Linked DNA regions of Homo sapiens: region 1 is linked to region 2. Evidence: chromatin contacts called from ENCODE Hi-C or POLR2A ChIA-PET data. All regions are on one chromosome and are shown on one strand. Each heading gives the region's core, a stretch centred on a gene start or an enhancer-like site at or near the end of the contact. The rest is flanking DNA. Distances are from core to core; before and after follow the strand shown. Region 1 has its middle 39 kb from the start of MIR4696. Region 2 holds the start of POLD3 (DNA polymerase delta 3, accessory subunit).

Region 1 (6,618 bases), core at 1,389-3,888, 89 kb before region 2:
TCCTAGTTTATGGCTCATTCATCCTCATTCATGTAACAGAATCAGCATGAGGCTGTGGATTCCAAGGCCCCAAGCCCAAGGGTTCCGATTCAGCAGATGTGAGGTGGGGCCATCAACTGGCCTTTTTAAACAAGCACCCTGGTGACTCAGGGCCAGAGTATCCTTCAAGAAACCCTCAAGGGTGTAAGGATCCCAACCTCAGTGGGAGAACGCTGCCCATGATGCAGCCTTACCTGTGAGGGCCTCCTCCTGCCCCTTCCTCTGGGGGTGCCTCAGCCCAACTCAGGCCTCATCAAGTCACTGCCTCCAGCCTCAGCCCTTCAACCCCTCCTTTACACAGCAGCCCAAGTGAACTTTCCAAAAAGCAAAGCTGGCTTTCTCACGGCCCAGCTCAAACCCCTCCCGTGGCTCCCCGTCACACAGGTGGAAGTCGGCCTCCCCTGCCCGGGTTCCCGGGTCCAGCTCCAGAGAAGGCAACGCACCTGAGTTTTACTCCCCCGTTGCCTCTGCCTGGGCTGCCTTTTCCTGTGTACCGGGGGACCCCTCCTCAACCTCACCTAAGACGCAGCCCCCTGCCCCCAGAAAGGCTTTCTGTCCCTTGCCCCAGGACTAGAATACCTGCTGACCTTTTGTTTCTTATGTAAACCTCCCAGCAATACTCTAAGGGCTGGCTCCGGCTAGCGCTATTAATAATGGGGAAACGGAGGCTCAGAGCGTCAGTAACTTGCCCCAGGTTCCTCTGCTGTAAAAGGCGAGATTCGAACTCCAAACAGCTGCCCCTGGAGGGCTCCACTTCCCGCGGTTGCCAGCAGGGGTGCGCGGAGCCGCGGGGATCCGAGAGGCGGGGGCCGCGGTGGGGGCCGCGGTGGGGGCGCTGGAAGAACGGGGGCTTTGATTCCCATCTCCCGGCGCAGACCCAGACGCTAATTAAAATCGCCTGGGCCGCGGGGGCGGCGGGACGGGCACAAAGCCGGCTTTGACCGGGCGGCGGCGGCGCTGGCGGGCGCGGGGCCGCGTCGCACAGGGGCTGCTTGTGGCCGTGTTTGTTTTCGCTTGTAAAGCGCGGCCGCGAGCAGTGCCCGGGCGGCGTGGGGGTGCCCAGCCCGGGGAGGGCCCCTGAGGCCACGGCGCCCGCCCGGCCGCGCTCGCTACCCAGGGCCACCCTGGGCAAAGCCCTGCCCACTAGGGCCTCAGCTTCCCTTTCTCTCACAGGATGATAGCGGTGTCACTAGGAATGAACGCTTATTGGGCGCTTACTGTATTCCAGGGCCTGGACCGAGGCTTCTCCCACTTGGTTTTATGTCATCCTCCCGGCTCTATTAATATCCCCATTTTACAGATGAGGCCCAGGGAGGTTGAACACCTTGCCCAAGGTCTCACGGGTTTAAAGGAAAGAGCAAGGCCTAAAGTCCAGCAGAGGGAGAGCAGGGTTCGGGGCAGCTGGGTCACAGGAGGTGGGTGTATCGGGGAGAATGTTCCTGCTCAGAGCCCGCTCACTGCCTATCAAGCTGCGCTTTGAGAGTGAACTCCCATCGCCGGGGTACTGAAGCGGAGCCTTAGACTGAACCAGTGGGGGCCCTCTGAGCTTCCTTCCAGCTTGGGCCATTAGGGTCCCTCAGTGTGCGGGAGTGGCACTGCCCTGAAAGGAAAGCCTTTTCTGGGCTGCACTGGGCATTGGGGGTGGGGTCCGAGTATTGCCAGTGCTGGCAGAGGAGTAGGTCTCTGTGGATGGGTGGGAACCAAGAAAAGATAGGAGCTTCTTCCTTGGGAGCCCCCATGTTTGGAAGAATCTCCTGGCTTCTATAGTCATTGAATCACCAAATCTTAGTGGCCTTTGCACTTGCACCCACCCTGTGGTTCTGTCTTTCACTCACTTTTCACTGAGATTCCCACTCATCCTTCAGTTCTCAGCTCAGAGCAAGTTATACCCTCCCAGCACCCATCACTTCTTCATACCCATCACAGTGGTAATGGTGCACTCAAGGCATTGGCCCTTTCTGTCTGACTCAGAGCCCTGAGGACGAGACTGTATCAGCTTGCCCCCCTCTCAGCTACCAGGTCCCTCCCTTCATAAACAGGCCCAGGAAGGTGCACTGGGGAGTATTTCCTCTGGTGCCTCCAGATCAGAGCTCAGTCAAGGCCTGGCTGGAGGTCTTGGGATGAGAGTGGGCATGGTCAGAGAAATACAGAAGCCCGATGGGGGCCCAGGCTCACTGCCTAAGGAGGTGACTGATAAGGCGGCTGACAGTGTCCATCCAGTGACATGGCACCGATGGAGTGTCCTGTGGCTGGGGGTCCTGCCTCCCTTCTGAGACTGGTTCTCTGGTAGCCTCAGCTCTGTGCCTCTCTTCCTCCCTCGAGCTAGCCCCCCAGCCCCTATTTGCCCTGTGTCTGCAGATGGCTGGCTGGGAGGGCTTCGACCTGGATAGGAGTCCCCCACTGATCCCAGCCACCTGTGAGGAGGAGAACAAGGCGGGAGGGAGGATTTCTCTAAGGCTCTCCCCCTCCCTAAGACCTGGGAGCCAGAGCTTGGACAGAGACACTATTAACACAAACTCTGCAAACATGGCTTCTAAAAATAGCTCTGGCTGGCAAGGCCCACCTGGCACAGACTGCACCTTTGCGGCTGCTGGCCTGCTCCCCTTGGAGCATGGGCCATCAGTCTGTCAGCAGACATGTCACTCTGCCCTCTTCCCCCAGGGGACGGGGCAGCCACAGCCTTAGGTGGGATCCAGGGGAGAGACCCTCGTGAAGATGGGGCTTGTCCCAAACTGATGAGGGGGAGAGGGAGGATGTGCGATGTCAGGAGGAAGACAGTCTTGGCGATAAGGTGGATTGAGGAGACAGCACTGCCCACAGGGAACTCTCAAAATGGGTTGGGGGAAGGACACAAATGTATGAAAGAAGACCAAAGCAGCATTTAAACTCCTGCAAATGAAAGTGCCAAGACGAAGAAGGAAAGCCTGCGGGGAGGAGGGCAGGGCCAGGAGCGTGGTTCCATGATCATTATAGACCCAGATGGGGGTGGGCATATGGTCACCCCCACAGCAAATCCTCAGGACCTCAGAGCCAGGAAGGAACCCAAAAGCTCACCTTGTCCAACCCTTTTATTGGACACATGAGAAAACTAAGGCCCAAGTTGTTGAGCCTTGCCCCAGGTCCCTCCACACGGGTCTGCTGGCCTCATGCCATTTCCACCAGGCCTCTGGGCCTCCCTGTCTGCGGGCTGATGGAATGACCATAATTAATGTTTCTCAGAATGCTCCTTTTTCATTGTCAGTTTATTGAGAAAAGCTTTACTGAGCACCTACTGTGTGCCACACACTGGGTTCACAAAGCTGAACTGGACAGGCAGGCCCCTGCTTTCCAGGCTAATGGCAACACCCACTTGTGTGCACAGAGCTCTCCTGTGCATTCACATAAATTCACAGAATGGAACACAGTTTCCCAGCTTACAGCTGAGGAACCCGAGGCTCACGGAACTTTGTCATCAGCAAAGTTGGGGCCGGAGCCTCCCCATGTTGCCTCAGGAGGCCCCGGGTTGCCTCCGAGTCAGTGGGGACAGGCCTGTAGGAGGCTAGTCATGTGCTCCTGGAATGTCTCCTGTCCCGGATGCCACCATGGAGGAGAGCTGAGAGGGCGCTGGAGGCCCTGGGACCGGAAACGCGCAATTCCGCTGCAGTGCCTTGCTTTTGGTTGGGTTCGGTGGCGTACCCGGACACATTACATAGGTAGACCCTGCCCTCGCAGAGCTCATGGGGAAGCCCTGCTGCTCCCTATTGGGTAGCTTCTAGTAGTCCTCCCTAGCCCTCCTCATGAATTCATCAGACCACACACAAATGCCCACTCCTGGAGTGGGAAAATAAAGCAAGAGCGGTCGTCTTCCTCCCCGCCCTCACACAGGCTCCATCAGGGTCTCTGGAGGGGAGGGGCATAGTGGTCAGTAGATGTGAAGCCACCTGACCTCCCTCAAGGGCACCTGTCCGTGCTGGTCCCTCACAACAACCCCTGGGAAGTGCCCATCTGAGTTCTTTCTGTAGACACCCCAGGCTCACCCTCGGTGAGGACCTGTGTTCCTTTCTCCTCTTTTTCTGGCATCACGGTGAATTCTTCTCTGCAGTGGGTTCATTCAAGGTGGAGCCTGCACATCCACTCCAACTATTCCCCCATGCCCCCAGGGGCACATCCCCGCATCTACACCTCCCTGCTTGCTGCCCAGAACTTTCCAGAACACCATGATGCAATGCTTGCCTAAGTCTCCACATCCATCACACACCTTGTGGGCTGACAGGGCCCTGACCCTGGGCCCAGGGAGTAGCCAGCTGTTCCACTCTGCTCACAGACTCTGGAGATCCATCTGCCACAGAGAGCTCTCCATGCCTTAGAAGGCCCCCTCCGTGCACAGCCCCATCGGATGAAAATGGCCACTCTGAACATATGATTGTCATTTTGAGATGACCCTTCCACCCTAGCCACACCTGAGCAAAGGCCACATCTCTGGGCTGGACCTAAGAGAGGCGTGTGCTCTGTGAGGCAGCCCGGCTCTGGAACACTGAGGGTAAGTAGAGTCAAAACCTAACCTGAGGGCACAAACCATGTTGGCAGTCATGCCTTCCCTAATATTTTGTTCTCATGAAACGGCTCCCCATTCCCTTTCACGGAAGCAGTGTGGGCAGGTCTTTGCCCAGCGCAGGCCACTGACCAGCCAGAGGTGGGGAGAGTCCCAGCTCACAGGCCCCCAGAGCCTGAGGAGGCCCCTGGGAAGAGTCTGCCAGTGAGGTGATGAACTCACTGTGCTCCCTCCAGGGATCTGGCCTGGGGCCGGCTCAGAGCACTGGGCCAATGGGAGTGGAGGGGACAAAGCACACAGAGGGCTGCCTTGGTGTCTGAGCCTTCCCCAGTTCCAGGCCACACAGGTCCCCCAGAACTACTCCCAAGGTGCCCTGAGAGAGTCTGTGCCCCTTGCATCCAAAATACTGGTCTAGCAAACAGATCCTTTCTCTTTGGGGTTTAAGTGGGAGACCCAACAAGTGTGAAGGAAAGAGCAGCAGACCTGGCGTGAGGCTGGGGAAGGAGCTAGGGCTGCTGCTACTTTGGAGGGCACTGAGGAGCCACCAGGCCAGCAGGGCTGCAGTGTAGACACTGCCATCAAAAGGCCATGCCACCGGAGAAGTCCTTCTGTGCTCCCTCACTGTCCCCACAGTACCTCAGGGGCTCTCTTTTCCTTGTAGCAGGAACAACCTAAACATGCCACTGGACTCCTGCAAAAACCCTTGGGCTGGAAGGGAGAAGCCCCAGCCATGGCATTAACTGCAGGGTGACCTAAATAAGTCACTCAGTCTCTCCCAAGCTCAATTTTCCCATCTGGAAATTGGGGAGACCAATCCCAGTTTCTCCGTATCCTCCCACAAGACATGGTGTTGGCAGGAGGCGGGGGCTGTGAGAATACAATGAGATCACAAATTGGAAAACACACGGAGACTCGGCCTCCAGTTACAAGTGATTCGTCATTTATGACCTTATCTGCACGAAAACACCAAATGGCAAATCCTTGCCTCTGTCCTCCCTCAGGTTAAAAAGATTCTTCTGTCATGCGGTCAATGGATACAGGAGAGTCTCCCTTGGGTGCTTGACTCCATTTGGGGGTGGAGAGGGGGTTCAAGAGAACAAGGCCCCGGCACAACCCTCCCAGGGCTCACAGTCTGTCTGAGATGATGAGATTCACACACACATAATCACTGCCATATTTTGGTGCACTGACTCGATGGCAGCCCTGAGCAATGTGTTTTATACATAATGCCAGCATCAGTAGATCAACCCCATTGCTCGGTGTTGCTGTCCTCTGCCCTCACTTTATCATGAGGAAACAGAGCTCAGGGAGGTGGCTGAGAGGCTTGTCCAACGTCACAGTTGGGGAAGGTGGGCTAGAACCCAGGACAAGCTGAGTCTGAGGCCTTTGGTCTTCCCAGCACCCCTGGCTGCCTGTGAGGCTGTTGAAAGAGGGTTGTTGGTGGGTGCTGCCTCATAGTCAGTCCCTGACTGGCCCTGTGCTGGGCATGGGCATCCAGAACAGAATCTTGAGCTTTAACCCCTGAGGATCCTGTGGTGTGACCAGAGCTGACTCACTTGCACATCTCAGAGCTCCCAGTGCCCCAAGCCCCATCCTGGCACAGCCGACCCCTCACCATCAAGAACTGTATCTCCAATATGTATGCAGCTATCTCTTCAAAAAGACTATGAGCTTGGCCAGGTGCAGTGGCTCATGCCTGTAATACCAACATTTTGGGAGGCCGAGGCAGGAGGATGGCTTGAGGACAAAAGTTCAAGACCGGTCTGGGCAACATAGTGAGACCCTGTCTCTACAAACATTTTTAAAAAAATTGCCAGGCATGGTGGCACGTTCCTGTAGTCCCAGCTGCTTGGGAGGCCAAGGTGGGAGGATCAATTGAGCCCCGGAGATAAAGGCTGCAGTGAGCCATGATCATGCCACAGCACTCAAGCCTGGGTGACAGAGTGAGACCCTGTCTCAAAAAAATAAATACATAAATAATAAAAAATAAGAAAAGACTATGTGTTCCATATTTGACAGGTTAGAGAGAATAAATCCCCTCACCTTTG
Region 2 (7,246 bases), core at 873-3,372:
TTCAATCTCAGGTGTGTCTTCATAGCAGCATGAGAATGGACTAACACAAATACCCAAGATAACTGAAAATATATGTTCATATAAACACTTATAGATGAATGTTTTATACATGAATGTTCATAACAGCATCATTCATAGCAGTCAAAATATGGAAATAACCCAAATGTCCATTAATGATGAATAAACAAAACTTGTTGTATCCATATTACAGACTGAATCATGTCTCCAAAAAGGTAATGTTAAAGCCCTAACCCCCAATACCTTAAAATGTGACCTTATTTAGAAATAGAATTATAGCACATGTAATTAGTTAAGACAAGGTCATATTGGAGTAGGGTGGATTCGTAATTCAGTATGACTGGTGTTCATATAAGATGGACGTGCAAAGATACAGATATACAGGGAGAATGCCATGACAATGAAGGCAGAGATTGGAATTACGCAGCTACAAGCCAAGAAATACCAATGATTGCCAGCAAACCAAATTAGCTCTAATCTATGTAGGCTATCTGTAGAGTTAAAAGCAAAGCATAACAAAACAAAAAAAAATTCCAATATGATTAAAATTGGTAGTAAATTGGACTTACTGTTTGGCCTGGTTAACATGAACCCCTAGTGTATAGCTCAGCCATTTGTATGTCACCTGTAACAAGAAAAAATTTTTCAAATGTTTTATTAGATGACTCCAGAGTGCACATCAGTCCCGAAGGTCTGTTGCTAAAGATTCCTATTCTTAGATGATTATGCCTTACAAATTACAATAAATGCCACTGCAGTTTTCCCAAGAACTATCTATCTGGGTAGGCAGGACCTATTTATCTTAAAAATGCTAAGAAGTTTGTTTCATGAACTAATGAAAAGTAATCTAAAAAGACAAGCTGAACATACCTAACAGAAAAAACTCTCATTTTCCTCACATTCCTTGTTTTACTCAGGCCCTTTCCTCATGATGTTTTTTTTGGGGGCCACCAGCCAAAGCCATCCTAAAACTCATTCAGAAGCTAGATGACTTTGAAGTGTGATGTCTCAGAAACTTCTAAAGAAAGTTGCACCCATGCAAACATTAAAGGGCACAGGTGGTGCAGGGGTCAGGAAACGAAAAAAGTGGGTAAATATTTTTATAAGAGATTAGATTGGGAACTACCAGCATCAAGCCTTCATCCCTCCTAGACCCAGGATGCCTGCACTCTCTTCTCTCAAAGTCTCTTCCAATTCCAAATGTCAAGCTTCCAATAGTTAGAAGACTTGCACAGGTTAGGCAAAGGCAGTGTGATGTAGAAGAAAGCATTAGTAAGAGGACAGACCTAGGTTGAAAAACTGCCTATCCCTTACCAAACGCAAATAAACAAGTTATTTGGCCCCTCAGCTTCAATTTCCTCATCTCGGGATACCACCACCGACCTGGGATGGGGTGCGGGGAGGTCACTGTAAAGATTAAAGTGCCTTGGCACACAGCAGGCACTCAATCATCACGGTTTGCAAAGTGCACTCACATCCATCAATTCGCTCGATCTTTTCCTCACCCGTGTGAAGCGGATCAAACCTCTATCAATGCTTAAATTTCCAGGAAGAGGAAACAGTATCTGGAGGTTACGCAACTTGTAACTTAACACAGTTAAGACACGATTTCCTCAACTGTAAACTTAAAACTTTAAACGCCAACCACCTTAAAAGAAAGGTGTAGGGACGCCTTAGAACTCTCAGCCAACGGCCCTCCCTCCGCGCCCGGTCTCCGCGGCTCCAGCCCCAGGCTCTGTTCCCAGCACGCCCACCCAAGGGACGCGGACTTCCGTGTGTGCTGGAGGACCTTCCCGACGAGTCCTCGCTCGCTCTGGGGCACAGAGCTCGCCCAGGTCCCCTCGTGGGGACCTGTCTCCCCTGGTCCCCACGAAGCCACAAGCAGACAGAGGGTCAAGGCTCCCGCCGCCCTAGCCGGGCCCAGGACCCCGGTCGCACGCCCGCGTTCCCCAGTAGTAGCTGCTCACGATCTTGTTTTGGTCCGTGACGAACTCGTCTATATTTTCCAGATAAAGCTGGTCCGCCATGGTGCGGCAGCGCTGGGACCCGCCTCTAACCCCTCTCTCAATCACAGCCACAGCTCCCGCCGGCGGGAAACGTCTTTGCTCCCTCCCAGGTCCCGGGTCGTTTCCCCGGCAACGGAGGCGACGCACTACGGCGGCCCTCGAAGGGTCAAACTAGTCAGGGAGACGGCGCAGACGGAGGTAGGCAGAGCTAGTAGAAAACACCGAAGTGCGGGGCCTCCTGGCTGGTTTTTTCCTATACCTACGTACCTATGATAAAGTTTAATTTATAAATTAGGCACAGTAAGAGATTAACAAAAATAACTAACGATAAAATAGAACAATTATTATTATACTGTAATAAACATTAGTGAATATGGTCTCTCAACAGATGTCATTGGGTATAATATTTCCCTACCGAGGTTGGCTGCGCGTGATGAAACCCGGGAAAGCCAGGATAAAGGGGAGACTATTGAAAACAAGTAATTTTAGTAGTGCTGCCAACTGGGGAAAAGTACTGCCTGTTATAATCCCTCAGAGTTGAGAAATTAGGGAAGGTTTTTCCAGAGGGGTTGAGGAGAGGCTGAGTGTTTCGGATAGAAGCAGGAGAATTTGCTGGAAAAGAGTTCATTATCTCTGGATTGTTAGGAGAAGAGGCGGATGAGAGAGACTTGGGAGAAACCAAATCGTTGTGCCTAGGAGACTGTGAAGAGGCGCTTGAGCTGTGTTCTCAGGAAAACTTGGAGAAAAGTTATCAGGTTGGGGAATTTCAACTCAAATTTCTCCTAGTATCACCCCCGCAAAAATCTTTAATAATTGACTTCAGCATAAGCCGGTGCAGTTCAGTATCGCAGGTGTAGTGCGTAAGAGAGTGGGCTCTAGAGTCAGACTTACTGGGTTTGAATCCTGGTTTTGCTGTTTGTTGTGTAAACTTAGGTAATTCTTTAGCCACTAGGAGCCTATTTCCTTATCTATAAAATGGGAATAATAACAGTACCTACTTCAAAGGCTTGTCGCGACATGCATTCATTCAAAGCATAGCAAAATCCTGAGAAAGGCCAGATACTATTCTGAGTGTTGAGGTGCTGGGGCTGCAGCTATGAGCAATAATAAACCGAGCCTGTTCACATGTAACTTACATTCTGAGATTTTTAAGTGAAAGATAGTGGTGGTTTAAAATAGGGTAGCAGACCGGGCGCGGTGGCTAACGCCTGTAATCCCAGCACTTTGGGAGGCCTAGGGGGATGAATCACCTGAGGTCAGGAGTTCGAGGCCTGCCAGGCCCACATGGTGAAACCCTGTCTCTACTAAAAATATAAAAATTAGCCGGGCGTGGTGGCACGTGCCTATAGTCCCAGTTACTCCCAGGGCTGAGGCATGAGAATGTCTTGAATCCAGGAGGTGGAGGTTGCAGTGAGCCGAGATCATGCCACTGCACTTCAGCTTGGGAAACAGAGAGAGACTCCGTCTAAAAATAAAATAAAATGGCTCGGCGCAGTGGCTCACACCTGTAATCCCACACTTTGGGAGGCCGAGGCAGGCAGATCACCTGAGGTCAGGAGTTCGAGACCAGCCTGGCAAACATGGCGAAACCCCGTCTCTACTAAAAATACAAAAATTAACCAGGTGTGGTGGTACACGCCTGTAATCCCAGCTACTCGGGAGGCTGAGGCAGCAGAATCACTTGAACCTGGGAGACCGAGGTTGCGGTGAGCTGAGATGGTGCCACTGCACTCCAGCCTGGGAAACAGAGTGAGACCCCCCTCAAAATAAATAAATAAAATAAAATAGGGTAGCAGTGCCAGGCACAGTAGCTCACACCTATAATCCCAGCACTTTGGGAGGCCAAGGCAAGTGGATCACTTGAGCCCCAGGAGTTCGAGACCAGCCTGAGCAACATACTGAAACTCCGTCCCTACTAAAAAAAAAAAAAAAAAAAGCCATGGTGGCACGAGCCTGTGGTCTGTGGTCTGTGGTCCCAGTTCTGAAGTGGGAGGATGGATTGAGCCCAGGAGGTAGAGGTTGCAGTGAGCACTTGATCATGCCACTGCATACAGCCTGGGTGACAGAGTGAGACCCTGTCTCAAAAAATAATAATTTTTTTTTTTTTTGAGACAGAGTTTTGCTCTTGTTCCCCAGGTTGGAGTGCAATGGCGCGATCTCGGCTCACTGTAACCTCTGCCTCCCGGGTTCAAGTGATTCTCCTGCCTCTGCCTCCCAAGTTGCTGGGATTACTGGCATGCGCCACCACACCCGGCTAATTTTGTTGTAGTTCTAGTAGAGAGGGGGTTTCGCCATGTTGGCCAGGCTGGTCTCGAACTCCTGACCTCAGGTGATCCACCTGCCTTGGCCTCCCAAAGTGCTGGGATTACAGGCGTAAGCCACAACGCCAAACCAATACATTTTTTAAAATAGAGTAGTGGTAGTGGAAATTGAGAGAACTGAGTGACTTGAGTTTTGTTTTAGAGTCGGCAAAACCTGCTGATGAATTACACGAGTGGAGTGTGGAAAAAACAGGAATCAAGGAAAATACCTAGATATGGAACATAAATCTTTAGGTAAATGGTGATGCCCTTGACTGAGACGTGAAAGACTGGAAGCAGATGAGAAAATCAAATAATTCTATTTGGCCAGTTACAAATGAGATAATATACATAAAACTCTCATGCAGTACCTGCACACAATAAAATCTATGATCGTTGACTATTACGTTATTATATACCAGACCTACTATACCAGGTACTTTAAGAGCAATATTTCATTTAGTCCTCATAGCAATGCTGCAAATGTATTATATTGTCCATATTTTATTTTATTATTTATTTATTTATTTTGAGACGGAGTTTTGCTCCTGTTGCCCAGGCTGGAGTGCAATGGCGCAATCTCTGCTCACTGCAACCTCTGCCTCCCGGGTTCAAGCGATTCTCCTGCCTCAGCTTCTCGAGTAGCTGGGATTACAGGCATGCACCACCATGCCCAGCTAATTTTGTATTTTTAGTAGAGACAGGGTTTCTCCATGTTGGTCAGGCTGGCCTCGAACTCCCGACCTCAGGCAATCCGCCCACCTCAGCCTCCCAAAGTGCTGGGATTATAGGTGTGAGCCACCGTGCCCAGCCTGTTTATTTATTTTGTTTTATTTTTTGAGATGGAGTCTTGATCTGTCGCCCAGGGTGGAGTGCAGTGGCATGATCTCCACTCACTGCAACCTCTGCCTCCCAGGTTCATGCGATTCTCATGCCTCCACCTCCTGAGTAGCTGGGATCACAGGTATGCACCACCACACCCAACTGTATTTTTAGTAGAGAGGGGGTTTCGCCTTGTTGGTCAGGCTGGTCTTAAATTTCTGACCTCAAGTGATCCGCCCACTTCGGCCTCCCAAACTGCTGGGATTACAGGTGTGACCCACTGTGCCTGGCCATTGTCCATATTTTAGAGACTGGATTGTTGCGGCTCAGAGAGAAATAGATTTTTCCAGGATTATTAGGTGGTTGCTGTGGGATCAGAACTCAGGCCTCTTGTCAGTGCTCCACAGGAGTGGGAAGTAAGTCAAGATAATTAGCTAGGGAAGAGTCTTGATACTTATCCCTATGCCAAATGGAGCAGATGACAATGAGGTGGCTACATTGTCTGGGCTATATACCCTGGGGTTGGTAGTCTGGCACCAGGAAAATTTAGGACACTAACACACACGAAGAGTTTAGGAGCGGAGGTTTAATAGGCAGAAGAGAAAGAGAAACAGTTCTCTTTATATATAGAGAGAGGGGTCTCCTAGTGATCATGGTGGCAGATGCGCTGGACTTTATAGTCCAGCTTGAGGAGGCGGTGTCTGATTTATGTAGGGCTCACAGATTGTTTCGATCAGGTGTGACATTTACATAGCCCAGGGGTGAAGGCTGGTATCCCCACCCTGATCTTATGATGCAAATGAACTCTCCTTGGCTGGCACCATCTTGTCTGCTCCTTACTGTACATGTGGCTGGCAGAGAAGGGATGATGGAGTCGCCATCTTGAACATGTCTAGTCCCTAGTTCCTGCCCACATTCACCCGTGCAAGCTCCCAGCTTGCTTGTCTATGTCTGAAGCTCAACTTTACAGGCTGGTCTTTGTTAGAAAATGATTTGGGGCTGCTTTTCATGAAAAAGAAAAGCCTTACCATGGACTTCTATACCCTTACTATCTGCCTAAGTGATTTCTTCTTAACTCCTATATCAACCACACTGTTTAGAGTGCCCAGCCCAACCCAATGGACCTGCCAATATTAGGGTTGAATGACTTAGCTGGATTAGTGGTTACCCTTGGGAGGGTAGAAACTGGAAGGGAGTATGAGGAGGCTTTTGAGATGAAGGTAATATTCTTGATCTTGGTGCTGGTTGCATGGTGTGTTGAGTTTGTGAAAATGATTTGAGGTATATACTTTTGATATGTATAGTTTTCTATATGGATGTTTGCGTGAATCAAAAGTTTAAGGAAATTATTTGAGGAATCTTAACTACAGTGTCAAGTCTTTTCAAACTAGGAAAATAGAAAATAGGTAGAGGTATTAGAAAGAATGGGTTTAATCTTAACCTTGGACAATAGAAAGGAGATTCTGGGAAGAAGGGATAATGGGCAAAAGTGGTGCAAAGCAAGGCAGTAATTGGATTATCAAATCAAGATAAATAATGAAAGGTATCTCCAAGTCTGGGTTGGGATAATGGGACTAGAAAGGAATGACTACAGCTCTGCACAGGATTGGGTAGGCTGGGGGTTGGGTTAAGGGCAGGAGAGCTGGAGGGGGAAGAGAAGAGATAGCTTTTCTGTTTCTGTGTCTAAGGCCTATCCAGTTTGATTTTTCCTTTTCCAATTTGGAGCGTAATTGAATGAAAAGCATATGGGCTTTGGAAACAATGTTTCTTGTGAGAAGCAAGAAAGCAAACAAACAAACAAACAAACATCTGGGCCTGAATTCCAGCTTTACCACTTACTAGCAGTGTGGCTTTAGGCAAATCATTTAACTTCTTTTATCATCTTAAAAGAAGAGAGATAATAATATCCAGCGATGTACAGATAAATGTGTAATAACCAACTTGCTAAATAAAAAAAGCCCTGATTTGAAGTGGTTGCACTTCTGTGGTATAAATACTCCACATAGCAGAATTCAAGCTACAGATATTGATGCCATAGAATGCAGAGTTAGGAAGAGATGCACAGTATCACACCATTATTTCCATCATACAGACACAATA

The links. A loop is a pair of places that touch in the nucleus more often than their neighbours do. ChIA-PET counts read pairs that join two places held with the same protein, here RNA polymerase II (POLR2A). Pooled maps may share reads with other maps.
Region 1: a loop to region 2 is called in a map of dorsolateral prefrontal cortex, with 2.6 times the contacts of the local background. The contact joins the enhancer-like site here to the promoter of POLD3 in region 2. A Hi-C loop is called at or near these places in 1 of 168 maps with a recorded cell type or tissue (dorsolateral prefrontal cortex) and 5 of 50 pooled maps. POLR2A ChIA-PET finds 5 or more read pairs at or near these places in 3 of 52 experiments (AG04450, MCF 10A and WTC11).

Annotation. Positions count from the first base shown.
Region 1 is chr11:74,677,896-74,684,513 of GRCh38, reverse strand. No RefSeq gene overlaps it. Among named protein-coding and RNA genes, the nearest start is that of MIR4696, 39 kb to the left of the region's middle. Within about 2 kb of position 2,638, at least 14 of the 41 ENCODE cell types and tissues checked have a DNase peak (open chromatin) inside an H3K27ac peak, as active enhancers do; they include dorsolateral prefrontal cortex, where a contact is called at or near this core.
Region 2 is chr11:74,587,458-74,594,703 of GRCh38, reverse strand. It overlaps POLD3 (DNA polymerase delta 3, accessory subunit), which reads right to left and starts at 2,122. Exons shown (of 12, transcript NM_006591.3): 1 at 1,986-2,122; 2 at 588-643. The coding sequence starts at 2,045. RefSeq lists an enhancer at 1,827-2,460.